Linked DNA regions of Mus musculus: region 1 is linked to region 2. Evidence: chromatin loops called from intact Hi-C (ENCODE). Cell type or tissue: heart. All regions are shown on one strand.

Region 1 (8,000 bases), 100 kb after region 2:
AAAAACATCTGGGAGAAGTGACAGGCAATCCCAGGGCATGTGCACTGCTCAGTCAGGGTAATGAGTGCTCCACGTGTAGACAACAATGTTCTTCTTCAAGAAAGCATGTACTCAAGTGTCTATGCTTTCTTCCACTCACTAAAACACTGTTTTTCTGCTCCAGGCTCCTTTTCTGTAAGGTCAGCCTTTAGTAGGTCCAGGTCGGTGGGTTCAATCGATAGCAGACTGACCAAGTGTCTACACTGACCATATATAGGATTTTGTTATTTCCTAAACTGTACAACAGGACAGCCACTTTCACAGCATCTACTTAGCACCAGGCAGAAGAGAGCATCTAAAGAGGTTTTAGAGTGCATGGGAGGACATTAGAGGTTATAAATGAGCACCACTCCATTTCATACATGGCAGTGGAGCATTTGCAGATTTTGCTGACTGTAGGGAGTACCAGAACCATGCTCCTGGGACAGCAACAGACAACCATACTTGGCTCATCTGTACTGCCAAGCTGGGACCCACAAGTCCCACTGCAAATTTTTCCAAAGCGGGATGTGGCAGGGGAGTGCCAGGCTGGAGGAAGAAACACTTGCTGCTTCTTGCTCCTTCCTGTCCCTGCTCTGTTCCTAGCAGTAACCTTCCCTTCCTGGTAGCTGTAGTGCTTTCCTAGAGCAACAGCTGTATCCAGCTGCTGAGTTCCAGCCCCCAGTTCCTAAGCCACCAAGCTCCATGCTTGTCCACAGGGACACAGAGCAACTCATGCCCTTTTCTTCTAGTCCTTGGAATAGTAGCCATTTCTTAATAATTTTCTTGTTGGCTTATTTAGGGGGTCCCTTTGACTCTACTGGCTAACAGTCTTATGCCTACTTAACAGGTTATAGCCACACATATAGTCCACACATATAGTATGTAGTTTCAGTTAGATGAGGTTTTTTTAAAGCAGTCAAAAATATTAATAATTGTCCCTCTCAAGAGATACTGCCTAGTCTCACAAATATTATTATAGCATAGTGTAAAAATTGTTCTATTTTATTATTAGTGATTGCTATTAATCTCTTACTGGGTCTAACTTGTAAATTTGACTTTACTACAGGCATGTATGTATAAAAACAAAGACAGTCCACACCAGGTTCAGTTCTCTCTACAGTTTTTCGTACCAACTAGAGATGTTAGAGTGTACTCCTTGAAGATAAGGGTTACCATGGGGTAATAAATTCACTCCATCTAAATAACATACAGAGTTTCTGTCTTCAAAACATATAATGACATATGGTGTTTTTTAAAAGTTTAGTCAAAAGAAAAAGTAGATATGTAAATATCTGTGCATAGATAAATAGATAGATAGAGATCTATATCACATATGTGAACATACATGTATAACTACATAAAGGAAATAGGATAAAATGTTGAATTAGATTCAATAATTTCCTAAGTTTACCTGCCACTGCCTGGAAGTCCCTTCCCCCAGGGGAAGGCTCAAGTGGATGTGAGAGGCAAGGCGGGACCTGTGTGGACAGCTGGCCTCAAGTCAACCCTATATAGTAGACTTGACCGAGCCTAATCCAACCTGGGGAGGTACAAGAAATCCTCAAATCTTGTCTCCGTCTAAGAGGAAGAGACCACCCTCAAGATGTCTTCAAATCCAGAAAAATTCCACTTTTGACTTACAGGCATTTCCAGGTTTCTGACTTCAATCCCTTGTGCTCTTTGCATGTTCCTTCCACAGAGGCCCCTTCACGGTGAGCAGAAACCTCGCTTGCATCTCAGAGGAGAGCTCTGCATGCCTCTTTTTACAGACACTGCCAAGACCCAGTCCACCTTCCTGCCCTGACCTGATTGCTGTCTTTATTTCCCTCCATGCCTCTGACTGCAGCTCCACATTTGATCTTGATATCAATACCCTGTGTTGTGCTGGGTTTCCATCTATAGCCATGTATGCTCTGTGTTTTTTCCTTCGATGTTAAGAGTTTTTGGTGAGCTGAGTTAGTATCTTGGTATGGCTTTTTTAAGAAAAGCATTTGGGCCAAGTCTGATGGTACAGGCTTATAAACCCAGCTCTTGGGAGGCTATGGCAAAAAGAATCCAGGTGGAAGGCTAGGAAGATCTTGTTTCAAATGAGAATGAAGCTAGGAATAGTGGTGTACACTTTAATTCCAGCATCAATGAGGCAGAAGCAGGTGGATCTTTGTGAGATCAAGGCCAGCCTGGTCTATATAACGAGATGGTCTATATAATGAGATGGTGTCTCAATACAATAAAATATTAGCATAACATAAAATGTTTACTTCAGCCCTGATAAAATTTGACAAGAACTGTTAGTGTGAAATCTGATCAGATTTCTCCTGGCCTTCAGGAGAAGCCAGGAGATCATCATCCTATCTCCGAAGGCCTCTTGCAAAGGCTGCAAATGAAGGAGTAGCCCCAAGACAAGCAACAGACTCACCCAGGAGAGGGCTGGGAAGTGGAGAGCTACTGCCTGAGGCTTGCTCCATTCCCTCACTTAGGAACCACTTTTTTCATTTGACCAGCTTTCCAAATGCCTTCTGTCCCTGTGAAGGCCATCTGCACAGCTCCATGCTTTACAGAGCTGGTCCACGCCAGTGAAGACAAGTGGCTGTTGGCACTGCTTGCTCTGTGTAAAAGCAAAACCTCTGAGAGGTATTAGATGCCTTCCCACCTGATTATTCAGTCACAGAACTAGACAGCAGTATCAAGTACAATTTTGAATACATACCTCATGATCAATATATCCCTCATAGAGTCAGTTACAGATGCCCAAGGAGTGTGTGCCAGAGTGGTCACTGAAACTTTCTGGGAATAGGAATAAGCTGAAAACAGTGCCAACATCTGTCGGTATGGCCATAGGTATATAATCGTTCTGCTAAATACCCAGAAGAGTAATAGTTACAAAGAATAAGGTAGAAAAAAACCAGAGACCAAACTGTAATGCACCCACTAGCAGGCAGACACATTCTGCAATGCTGTTCACTAATAAAGAAAACTAGAGTGCTTTAAAGGAATGGCTGACTTCAGGGCTGGGAGAGGAAAGTACAAGATAAGCCAGGAACATGTTGTGATGCCAGAAGAAAAGAAAGACTCAAAACCTATGGGAATGTCACAGGAACAGGGGAAGGAGCTCCTGTTGGCCAAACATAGAGCACAGAGAACCAAAATAAACAAGTGGAGTGTGCCATCCCTCCCACATGAGCCCCACATCTGTAGATGCAACAGACCTTAGCATTTCTAGGTTATTGGGCATTATAAGTGATCAAGAAGTGGCCTAAAGTATAGGACAGGCATGGAGGAGATACAGATCGCATGCAGTGTTAGGATTTAATATCTCAGGGGCTCCTGGAACCACCTCTCCACAGATACCAAGAAATAACTATAGTAACTTATAGTCCATTTACATTCTAGCATCTATGGGTCCATAATAAATCAATAAACAAATACATGGAGGAGAAAACAGAACTCATGCTTATAACACAGTGCCAAGACCACTGGCATTCTTGCAAAATGATGTAAAAATCATTACTCTGCAACAACTGTCAAAACGATTGGCCTTAACAAGGTTCACCAACAGAGGCCAAACATTAGAAAGAGGTTGGTGAGAAGCTGTGTTGGAGAAGTGAGTCAGAACAGTCTGACTAGCAGCCTACAATAGATTATGCATGTGCAGCGCAGCAGGAAATCTGTATTTACTAACCCTGGAACCTGCCTGCCACCCAGATATGAACAAAGACAGAGCATGTGACCAGGGCAGCCAGTTGGCTGGTGCCAGCTTCGCAGGATGAGCAGTTACGGACCCAGTCTTTTCATTGGTCCTTTCATTGTGTCCTGGATTTCCTGAATGTTTTGAGTTAGGATCTTTTTGCATTTTGCATTTTCTGCAATACTGTTCCCTATCCCTATCTGCAATACTGTTTGCTAATAAAGAAAACTAGAGTGCCTTAAAGGAATGGCTGACTTCAGGGCTGGGAGAGGAAAGTTCAAGATAAGCCAGGAACATGTTGTGATGCCAGAAGTATAGAAAGACTCAAAAACCTATGGGAATGTCACAGGGACAGGGGAAGGAGCTCCTGTTGGCCAAACATAATACAGATAAGGAACGTGGGTGAAGGGTATAAAGGAACTCCTCACTACAACAACAAACAAGCTGCACAGGAGAGAGCAGACAGACCACAGAAGCAATAGCGCTCCTCTGACATGGTCCTATGGGCCTCAGCCAGGAGGTGGAGCTGATCCTCAGTCCTCTGCGCACTTCCCTGTCAGAGGAGAGCTTGCCTCCAGGGAGTGCTCTGACACCTGGGATTCAGGTGAGATCACCATTTTCTCTCCAGGGTCTCTCTAAGGCAGTTCTGTGCAGGAGAACACAGGAAAAAGAGCTTCTAGGACAGGGTCCTATGGGCCTACATCTGCAGCAAGGAGTGGGGCTCCTCCACAGCCCTCTGTGCACTGGTCTTGCCAGGAGAGAGCTGGTCTCCCAGGAGTGCTGACAGGCTCAAAGGAGGAACAAGCTCTAGCCAGAGACAGCTAGAACATCTAATACCAGAGATTACCAGATGGCGAAAAGCAAACATAAGAATCTTACCAACAGAAACCAAGACTACTTGACATCATCAAAACCCAGTACTCCCACCAGTGAGTCCTGGATACCTCAACACACTGGAAAAGCAAGACTCAGGTTTAAAATCATCTCATGATGCTGGTAGAGGATTTTGAAAAGGACATTAATAGTTCCCTAAAAAAAATACAGGAGAACAGATCTAAACAGGTAGAAGTCATTAAAGAGGAAACACAAAAATCCCTTAAAGAATTACAGGAAAACACAACCAAACAGGTGAAGGAATTGAACAAAACCATCCAGGATCTAAAAATGGAAGTAGAAATAATAAAGAAGTCACAAAGGAAGACAGGTCTAGAGATAGAAATCCTAGGAAAGAAATCAGAAGCCATAGATGCAAGCATCAGCAACAGAATACAAGAGATGGAAAAGAGAATCTCAGGTGTGGAAGATTCCATAGAAAACATGGACACAACAATCAAAGAAAATGCAAAATGCAAAAAGATACTAACTCAAAACATTCAAGAAATCCAGGACACAATGAAAAGACCAAACCTAAGGATAATAGGAGTAGATGAGAATGAAGATTATCAACTTAAAGGGCCAGTAAATACCTTCAACAAAATTATAGAAGAAAACTTCCCTAACCTAAAGAAAGAGATTCCCATGAATGTACAAGTAGCCTACAGAACTCCAAGTAGACTGGACCAGAAAAGAAATTCCTCCCGAAACATAATAATCAAAACACTAAAATGCACTAAATAAAGATAGACTATTAAAAGCAGTAAGGGGAAAAGGTCAAGTTACATAATAAGACAGACCTATTAGAATTACACCAGACATCTTACCAGAGACTATGAAAGCCAGAAGATCCTGGACAGATGTTAATACAGGCCCTAAGAGAACACAAATGCCAGCCCAGGCTACTATACCCGACAAAATACTCAATTACCATAGATGGAGGAACCAAGGTATGCCATGACAAAACCAAATTCACACAATATCTTTCCACAAATCAATTCCTTCAAAGAACAATAAAGGGAAAACTCCAAAACAAGGAGGGAAACTATGGCCTAGAAAAAAAAACAATAAAGTAATCATTCAACAAACCTAAAAGAAGATAACCACAAGAACAGCATCCCAACAAAAATAACAAGAAGCAACAATTACTTTTCCTTAATAGCTCTTAAATGGACTCAATTCTCCAATAAAAAGACACAGACTAACAGACTGACTACGTAAACAGGACCCAACATTTTGCTGCATACAGGAAACCCACCTCAGTAACAAAGACAGACAATACCTCAGAGTAAAAGGCTGGAAAACAATTTTCCAGGCAAATAGTCCCAAGAAACAAGCTGGAGTAGCCAATTCTCATATCGAATAAAATTGTCTTTCAACCTAAAGTTACCACAAAAGACAAGGAGGGGCACTTCATACTCATCAAAGGCAAAATCTACCAAGATGAACTCTCAATTCTGAACATCTATGCTCCAAATGCAAGGGCATCCACATTCATTAAAGAAATTTTAGTAAGCTCAAAGCACACATCACTCCTCACACAATAATAGTGGGAAACTTCAACACCCCACTCTCAACAATGGACAGATCCTAGAAAAACAAACTAAACAGAGACACAGTGAAACTAACAGAAGTTATGAAACAAGTGGATTTAACAGATATCTATAGAACATTTTATACTAAAACAAAATGCTATACCTTCTCCAAAACTGACAACATAACTAGTCTCAAAACAGGCCTCAACAGATACAAAATATTGAAATAATCCCATGCATCCTATTACATCATCATGGACTAAGGCTGATCTTTAATAACAACATAAATAATAGAAAGCCAACATTCACGTGGAAGTTGAACAATACTCTACTCAAAGAAGAAGTAAAAAAAAAGAAATTAAAGACATTTTAGAGTTTAATGAAATGAAGCTGCAATGTACCCAAACTAATGGGACACATGAAAGCATTCCTAAGAGAAAAACTCTTATCTCTGAGTGCCTCCAAAAAGAAACTAGAGAGAGCATGCACTAGCAGCTTGACAGCACACCTAAAGGGAACAAATTCACCCAAGAGGAGTAGATAGCAGGAAATAATCAAAATCTGGGCTGAAATCAACCAAGTAGAAGCAAAGAGAACTATACAAAGAATCAACTAAACCAGGAGCTAGTTCTTTGAGAAAATCAACAGCATAACTAAACCCTTAGCCAGACTAACTAGAGGGCACAGGGACAGCATCCTAATTAACAAAATCAGAAATGAAAAGGGAGATATAACAACAGAATCTGAGGAAATCCAAAAAATCATCACATCCTACTGCAAAAGCCTATACTCAACAAAATTGGAAAATCTGGATGAAATGGACAATTTTCTAGACAGAGGCCAGGTACCAAATTTAAATCAGGATCAGATTAAGAATCTAAACAGTCCAATAGCCCCTAAAGAAATAGACACAGTGATTAATAGTCTCCCAACCAAAAAAAAAGCTCAGGACCAGATGGGTTTAGTGCAGAGTTGTATCAGACCTTCAAAGAAGACCTAATTCCAATTCTCCTCAAACTATTCCACAAAATAGAAACAGAAGGTACTCTATCCAATACATTCTAGGAAGCCACAATTACTCTGATACTTAAACCACACAAAGACCCAATAAAGAAAGAGAACTTCAGATCAATTTCCCTTATGAATATAAATGCAAACATACTCAATAAAATTCTCACAAACTGAATCCAAGAACACATCAAAACGATCATCCATCATGATCAAGTAGGCTTCATCCCAGGTATGCAAAGGTGGTCCAATATACGGAAATCCATTAACGTAATTCACTATACAAACAAACTCAAAGACAAAAACCACATGATCATCTCATTAGATGCTGAGAATGCATTCGACAAAGTCCAACACCCCTTCATGATGAAAGTTTTGGAAAGATCAGGAATTCAAGGCTCAAACAAAAACATAATAAAAGCAATATACAGCAAACCAGTAGCCAACATCAAACTAAATGGAGAGAAGCTAGAAGCAATCTCCCTAAAATCAGGGACTACACAAGGCTGCCTACTCTCTCCCTACCTATTTAATACAGTATTTGAAGTCCTAGCCAGAGAAGTTAGACAACAAAAGGAGATCAAAGGAATACCATTTGGAAAGGAAGAAGTCAAACCATCACTATTTGCAGATGATAGGATAGTATACATAAGTGACCCCAAAAATTCCACCAGAGAACTCCCAAACCTGATAAACAACTTCAGTGAAGTAGCTGGATATAAAGTTAACTCAAACAAATCAGTGGCCTTTCTCTACACAAAGGATAAACAGGCTGAGAAAGAAATTAGGGAAACAACACCCTTCACAATAGTCACAAATAACATAAAAAAAAAACCTTGGTGTGACTCTAAGGAAATGAAAGAACTGTGTGATAAGAA
Region 2 (8,000 bases):
TAATGATTTTCTGGATTTCATTGATATCTGTTGTTGTGGCCTTCTCCACCTCTGATTTTATTAAGTTGGGTCTTCTCTTCCTTTGGTTCATTTCACTAAATTTTTATCAATCTTGCTTATTGCTCCAAAGAACCAACTCTTTGTTTCATTGGTTCTTTGTATTGTTTTGTTTCCACTTCATTAACTCCTGTCCTGAATGGTTCTTTCCACTCATTGATTTTTAGTTTGATTTGCTCACATTTTTACAAGACTCCAAGGTATATTTAAATTATGTATTTGACATCTTTCTGATTGTTTTACTATAGCTGTAAAATCTCTTTAGGACTGGCTTTCATTGCATCCCACATCATTTGCTCTGTTTCTGTGGTGGAACCCAGGGCTTCAGGCATACTGGGCAAGCATTCTGCCACTGGGCCACGATCCCAGCCCTTAGCCATAGTTTTAAATAGAAAGAAACAGATGCTCTACATCCTCAAAGCCTGGGGTTGGTTTCTAGCGCCACTGAAACTAGGAATAGTGACTTAGCAATTCAAGGTTGTTCTCAGCTACATAATGGATCTGAGGCCATCCTGAGCTCCAAGAGACCCTGTCACAATGAAAAAAAAAAGTGAAGAGAAGGAAGAACAGGAAAAATAAGTAGGAAGAATAACCTTGGTGATATATTTAAGCCAGTATATTCATGTAGTGTTCATTCAACAACACCAATGTAAAACGACCAGTGAAGACAGACAGACACCAAGGCTCTAATGTCTGATGTGCTTTCTCTTTCAGCCACTCAGCACCTTTACCTCTGACACCTTGCAAGTGTACACCTTGTACAGCATAGTCCTAGAGTGCCCCATAGGCTTGGGTACCATGCACTCCAGGTGACCTCAACCTAAAGAAGAGTTATGGCTAGGAGCTCCTCATACAGGGCCTCCTAAAAGATTGTGAATGATGATATCCCAGAACCTGTGGGATAGATAGAAGGACCCGAGGAAAGATATGAATTCATTCAAGAATGTGAGGAGGTGTTTGTCTCAGATGGAGTCATGTCACACAATAACATTCAGTGAACAATCTACCTATACAATGGTATAGATGATGTAGCCTGGATCTGGTGTATTTTATAGGCTAGACCACATAGGTCTATATAAGCATGCAATGTGGCATTCATATCATGACAAAGTCATGTGTAACTCACATCTGAGGATGATTCATGTACCATCTTTAAAATGGCGAAGCTATATACATTTTATTTTTATTTTGTTTTTGTTTAGGAGATTGGCCTCTTTTTCCTACTTGTTAATTTGTTAATAATTTATTCACATCAGTGTGTGCTTGTGAATACCTCTTCTGTACTCTGAGCTGTATAGTCTGACTGTCTTTGTTTTTCTGATTCTTTCAGTTTAACCACAGAGAGCTCATCTATATATTGAGTAACACCTGATGTATGTACATCACTACTTACAGAAAATGATGCTCTGCCCAAGAAGCCTATTGCTGGCTTCTGGATTTTACCTGAATTTGGACCTCTTGGTTTTGTCCAGGTCAAGGCTGGGAAGATGAGCTGAGGTCGCCCTGTCACTTTTCCTGGAACCAGACAGAGCAGCTAGATGTCTGAGAGTCTCATGTGTGATCCTGTCTGTGTTCTGGAAGCTCAAAGCCAAGGATAGACTAATTACATACCTCAACACATGCCCAAAAAAATCTGAATGGCACCGGCTCATAATGAAGGGGTTCAAGGCTCCACAAATAGTGCTCCTCTAGTCCCTGACCACCTTGGATGTGAAGTAGAAATCACCTGTTGTCACTGTACGGGAACTGATTGCCCTATCTCACCCCATTGCCCACAGACCATCACCAGAAGTCTGTGGCGGGCCCTGGGACCATGATCTGAGTAATTCTCACATGACCCCAGTGAACAAGGCTAAGTGTGAATGAAGGACCTACTCTTGGTGATGTGGACTTGCTCTAGAACCTAGGAAACAATCCAGCAGGCCTCATGTTGGCTATGGATCTCAAAGGAGTCAGTTGTGGGCAATAACTACACAAACCCTTTGCTCTAGGGGGTGGGAGATAAATCTTGAGATCACCTCCAAAGAAGTCAGGGTCCTTGAAACTTTGTCTGTGGTCACATCCCAGAATGCTTTAGCAGTTAGTTGGGTTTCACAAGTGACAGTATACCCAAGGGTTAAATGTGTAAACTCCCTGTTGGGGATGGAGGAAGCAATTTTAACTTTTATCTCAGGGTATACTCAGTCACCCAGGTCCAGGGCATATTTTAGTTCTCACGTTCCCATGACACAGAGCAAGCTTCTTATGCTACAAAGACTTTTATGATGCATTATTTTTTCCTTTTTAAGTTCAATCTTTTTTTCCTTCCCTGAGCACTTTCAAAGTAAAGCTCTCTATTTCAAACTTATGAACACACACACACCTGGCAACTCCTCAAGTATCTGATTCTTATGAAGTAGACACCACATGTCATATTATTGTGAAGCTTTGTTATAAAATGCCCCAGAATGCCTTAAGCCTCTGGTTACAGAGTAGCTACTTTTCTCAAGTTGACAAGACAGGAGCAACTGAATGGAGGGCAAAAGGTATTCAGGCTCACTGTTTCACAAAGCTTCCGTCCACCATAGTGGGAACAACGGAACCTAGGAGCTCATTTGCTGCTGCTGACAGGCATGTAGGGCAGAGGCTTGCTGCCATTCTGGAGAAGCAGAGCAAACAAACCCTCTAAACAGGTCTGACCTTCAAGAGCCAGTGATGACCATGTCCGCCAGGCCTCTCGTTTTGGAGGCTCCTCAGTCTTTAAAAGCTGAGAGCAGAGCAGCTGAGCCTGGTGAATCCTAACAGCGTGCATCTCGTGCTTCGTCCCCACTCCGTCCCCTCCCCTCCCCTAGCCTTCACTTTTCACGTATGAATCCCCACAGTCGCTTGCTTTCCCACCTTCATACCCCAGTTCGTCAGCTTGACCTAGACCATTAACTGGGTAACCATCCTGGGAAAGTGTGGGAAGAGAAGCCAAGATAGTATGGAGGAGGCTGCTTAGCTGCTAACAGGAAGGAGCCTTGGCCCTTAGGACAGACAAGGACAGAGTAAGGAGCTGGCACCTAGGTACAACCTGAAGAGATAAATTTCACCCTTCAGAAGACCACAGCAGTGTGCCCATCAGAGGAAGTATGTGTTCTACCTCAGCTTTTCTTTATTTTTCCTAAGCTACTTCCTTGTGCTAAAATGATTAAATCTGAGGGTTGTTCTCCTTGGGGACTGAGAAATGGGGGAGAGGCTCAGAGTTGGTGGTACAGCACTGGGAATGGTCAGGCTGCCCACAGCCACGAAGGACCAGTGCTGTGTCAGGTGAGCTCATAAAGAACATGTGGAAAGTTCCAGAATGTTTTGTCAGGCGGGCATCTGGGTTTCAGAATTTCACTTTTAGGAGCTCCGTAGATGTCTTAGTGCTGTATGGATGGCTGCTTCGGAAGACACTGACTGAACCAAGCCAGAAAGAGAAAAAGGGAGAGGAAGACCTCAAACCATACTTACTTGCTAAATTTATATCTGAACTATGTTTACCTTTTGTACAGGTACCCAACAGGCTTCCCTCCACCCACCTGACCAAGAAAGGGTTGTCCCTGCTGGTCCATCTTCCTACCATGCTGGATTGCAGTCCCTCAGAAACCATGAGCTCAGACAAGTCATTCTTCCCGGAAGCTCTACAGACTGTGTTTGTCTGTGTGGTTGTTACCACAGCGACCCACACAGAGTGGTCAAAACATCCCTCAATAATGAGGACCAGCATTGTGGGGTGATTTCTTAGGTACCACCATGCGTGACCGAAGGAAAAGAAGGAAAAAAAAATCACTTTTCTTCAGAAAGAAGGTTGTACCGCATGGGCTAGCTGTTTCTCCCCACATAGGCTGCTGGCACAATCCTCAGGACAGAGCCCTGTCACCTCAGCCTCTCCATTCTGTAGACACCCTCATGTGATCTCTGTACACTTCGCCCTGCCTTCTAGGGTTGGCAGGCGTGTGCACCAAGCACATGAACCCAAGGCCCTCTCCTCCCCTCTCAGTCACGTCAGAAGATGCAGTTTTGTCTTGTTCTTTAAGTGTTCCCCAGTGGGAAAACAAAACATGCCAATCCCAGAACTGGGGTTTGGTTCTCAGTGCTATTAAAAAAAAATAGAAAAAAAGAAACAAAAAAGAAAAAGAAAGGCATTTGTTTTGAGGTGGAGCAAACTGGTGCGGTTTGTTCGGTTTGTTCTGGGTTTTTTTTTTTTTTTTTGGTTCAAGGTTCAGGCCAAGTCCCCGCTCCAGACAGAAAGAATGTCCCTGGAATGCTTCTTCCAACTAGGGCTCTCAACAGCTGACAGGGCTGGTGTTCAGATGGAGGCCACCTGCTCTGCAGACACCCAGGGACTTCTCTGCAGCTCTGGTGCAGACTTCCGAGGCTCGGGGCAGAGCTGGGCTGCACACATGGCCCTGTTCTCCGAGCTGTGCCCGCTCTTATGGGAAGAGGCAGACTGGCTGCCATGCACTAAGCAGCAATGTTGTTGCATGCTTTTAAGCAAGGAGGACCCAAAAGAGATGGGACATCAGGAGTCAACATCACCTGCCAGGTTCTCCTGGTGAATATAGTTCCTGGGATGGGAAGGGGGGTGTCCACAGACTTAGTATGTGCGGAGGAGACCCTTGACCACTAAACAGCATTGTTAGGTGACACAGGAGGCTTGGGCAAGTGATGTGCTGTGGAAATGACCTGAAGGGATCCAAGTCAAGCCAGCCAGCACTCGACAGCTCTCGAAGCAGCTGGCTGGAGAGTGCACATACCCAGGATTCTTTTGGTTCAGATCTATTGGGGGCCACTCAGCAATTTCCATCCCCAGCTAGAAAGTCAGCACCAAGGACCAAACATCAGGGGGCTCATCCCCACCCAGGGCTGGCCCCAGGAGACAGAACAGCTGAATAGCCATGTTATGAATCACCAGACAGGAATTCTGAAAGGAAGTCGTTCTCCCCCTCTATGTCACATGGGAATCCGCACATCAAGGGATGTGTGAGGCCAAGCAGGACCGGCTGCCCACCTCCAGCCAACTGGGGCTGACACGCACAAACTGGGGGTGGATGTGTGCTGGCCCAACAGCTCCCACCCAGACACCTCTGTTTAGGGTTATTTTTTTTTCCTATGCTTGTCCTTTAGTCAACCCAGCAACAGCGTTATCAAAGGCAATCTTGGACCTCTGACAACCAGTGCCTCTACCCAGGAAAAGGGCCATTCTTGTTCTGTTTTGGCCACGTGGCTAGAAAAGCCAGAAATATTCTCTTGTGCTGGCTGTCCAGGAGGGTTATAAGCCAACATGTGTGATTTCAGCTGGGTGTGCTTTGTTCTGGGCTCTGCCTGAGCCGTGATGGCTTCAATTAGAGGTTCCCTTACATTTGCATCTTCATCAGCTTTACACCACAGAGTGCAGGGGTGACTGTTAGCTCTAGGAATATGTGCTGATTTCCCCCTCAGGATTCAACATTGTCCAGTCCAGTGGGAGGGGGGTGCTGAAGGAAGAGGGAGAGGGGGAGAATGGTGGGAACAGGGAGAGATGGAGAGAGACAGAGACAGAGAACATTCTTGGACCCAGCATGCATTGTTAATGGGTATGGCATTGATTCAGAACTTCCCGGCTGTAGTTATATAAAACTGATTATTGTAACCTAAGATAATTGTTTCCATATCTAATATTCACAGAAGACACACACACACACACACACACACACACACACACAGACACACACAGGGAGGGAGGGAGGGAGGGAGAGAGAGAGAGAGAGAGAGAGAGAGAGAGAGACAGGGAGAGAGAGAGAGAGAGAGAATATGAATAACAGAAAAGATACAAAATCACTTCAATTCTCCGTGCATACTCCCTAAAAACATATTTTGCTATGACTTTTCAAAATCCTAAAATAAATCCAGGAAAGGGGGAAGCTGTAAAGAGGGGATCCCCGAGATCTAGGCATGCTGGGCTGGGAGGAGGTGACTGGCCACAGCTGGTCATGGAAGCAAGGCCCATAGACATGTCTGTGACCTACAGCCAACCAGTTAGCAGCACACAACAGCCACCTCCTTTCCAGGGGCAGAGCTGGCCTGGGCCCCCATCCATACAGTCCCCACTATGTCTGCAAGAGTGGTGCAGAGGGCAGGCAGGTGTGGTGGTGAGGAGCAGTGCTCAGGTGAGCATGGGGCATCTTCACGCAGCTGAGCAAGCCATGTCAGAGAGGACAGGGACATGGGGAAGGTCTCCAGGTCTTTGGAAATGGTTAGTACATGGAAAGGGAAAGCCAGGCCTGTCTGCGAGGGCAAAGCAATGTGGACCAATTCACAGATTAATCTTGTGGCTCTGGATGTGAGATTGACGTGGCTCTGTGGCTCTGCCCCATGCTTGGTTGACTCCGAGGGCCTTTGCAGCTTGCTCTTGTCTTCTATAGAATGACCTTTCTTGCCTGGCTTTGTTTCACAGGCAAACATTAAGTTCCCTTTGTGTGTCTTGTTGAGATCCTTCATGGAAACGCTGCCTGGCCTCCACTCCCAGGCAGCTTCTGCCAGTGGGTCCCCATCACTCATCTGGAATGCTCTCACCATGTTCGACAACATGTGCCTATAAACTCACCCTCCAGGAAGCTATTAAAAGAGGACCAAGACGTCAGGTCTAGCCTGGGCTACAGACTTGTTCTCTCACAAAACAAATGAACAAACAGAAAGCATTTTAAGTGGGTTTTTGCCTGCACCTCCTGTCCTGACATCTGTCACACATCTCCTCACTTCTGTGGAAGGATAAGACTGATTATGGGCTTCACAAGGAAACCAACCAGGCACCCAGTGCCTGCTGTTGGCTGTCTTGTATAGGTTCACAGAAGGTTAGGAAGTATGGTGTGCGGATACTGACTTAGTGGCCCCTGTATGGGTTCTATGGCCACAGGCCCAGCTACCACTGCACTTGCCTCAGAGAAATTGGGGATTTCTCTTCATGCTCTCTCTGGCTTCTTAGCCTGTCTATGCCTCGTCCCCACTTTGGGTTCAACCACCAGTCAATCTTCAGGAGTATGTCTAGGCCTGGCAGAGCCCTCACAACTGCTTCTCTATTCCACAATCCACCAGTTTCCACATCAAGAGTTCAGCCCAAGGATATGCAATATTTTCTTTAAGTATAAGGACCAATTTTTTTAAAAACTATTTGAAGCAAATAGCCAGATATCCCAGTATCTCCTCACTGGACATGGCTTGCCATTTAAAAAAGGTGATGTGGAAGAGTGGGATGCCCTGTGAGCAGAAAGGGCTGGAATTCAAACGTCCGGAGTTGGAAAAACCCATCAGTATGGGAAGTGAGGCTGGAGGCTGACCTGGGTGACCTGCTGTTCCTTAACCACAATGCAGCATGCAGGGCTCTCCCAGATGAAAGGGTCAGGATGTCTGCTATTTGTGGGATTGTCAAGGTGTCTTTCTGCATGGGACAGAAGGATATCTAAAGACAGACATGACACGTTGACTCTTAAAGTTACAGAGGCGTCAGTCTTGACTCACTGGTAAGGATTTAACTAGATATTGGGTGTCTACAGGAGCCCTGATGGAGTAGGGGAGGGTACAGAAACCTTACCTAGTCACTGCTCCGTACTGCGTAAAACCAAATCAAGCCACAGAGAGGCATAAGTGTGTCCATTCAAAAGTATTTTTCTAGATGCTGTTTCGATGACATCTTCATGTAAAGAAGATGAAAATCCCTATCCCCTCTAGAGAGAAGCCATACAGTGCGGAAGCCAGTTCAAACCGTGCCTGGTGCCTTATTATTTCTACATATTGAGTTACATGAGTCAATAAATCCCTGCAACATCTGGGCCCATTTGAGTCAGCGAGTTTTCTGTCTGCTACCAACATCCTCTAAAGGCTAAACTGGGTCTAGGTGCATTTCATTCCACTTCATTCCACATTCAAGTAAGGAAGAGCTACTGAGGACAAAACGGATCTGT

What was found. Hi-C counts contacts between places; a loop is a spot of excess contacts. Peaks named below come from ENCODE experiments on the same cell type or tissue, not always from the same donor. Only the 100,000 strongest peaks of a DNase experiment are listed, where the experiment ranks them.
Region 1: a loop joins it to region 2, with 7 times the contacts of the local background. A loop is called at or near these places in 3 of 42 quality-filtered maps.

Annotation. Positions count from the first base shown.
Region 1 is chr11:31,457,711-31,465,710 of GRCm38, reverse strand. No RefSeq gene overlaps it. Among named protein-coding and RNA genes, the nearest start is that of Gm39672, 44 kb to the right of the region's middle. In heart, no CTCF peak of the experiment used is centred here; DNase peaks (open chromatin) are centred at 670 and 3,020.
Region 2 is chr11:31,561,309-31,569,308 of GRCm38, reverse strand. No RefSeq gene overlaps it. Among named protein-coding and RNA genes, the nearest start is that of Gm35063, 52 kb to the left of the region's middle. In heart, no CTCF peak of the experiment used is centred here; DNase peaks (open chromatin) are centred at 3,998, 4,388 and 4,898; H3K27ac peaks cover 704 bases.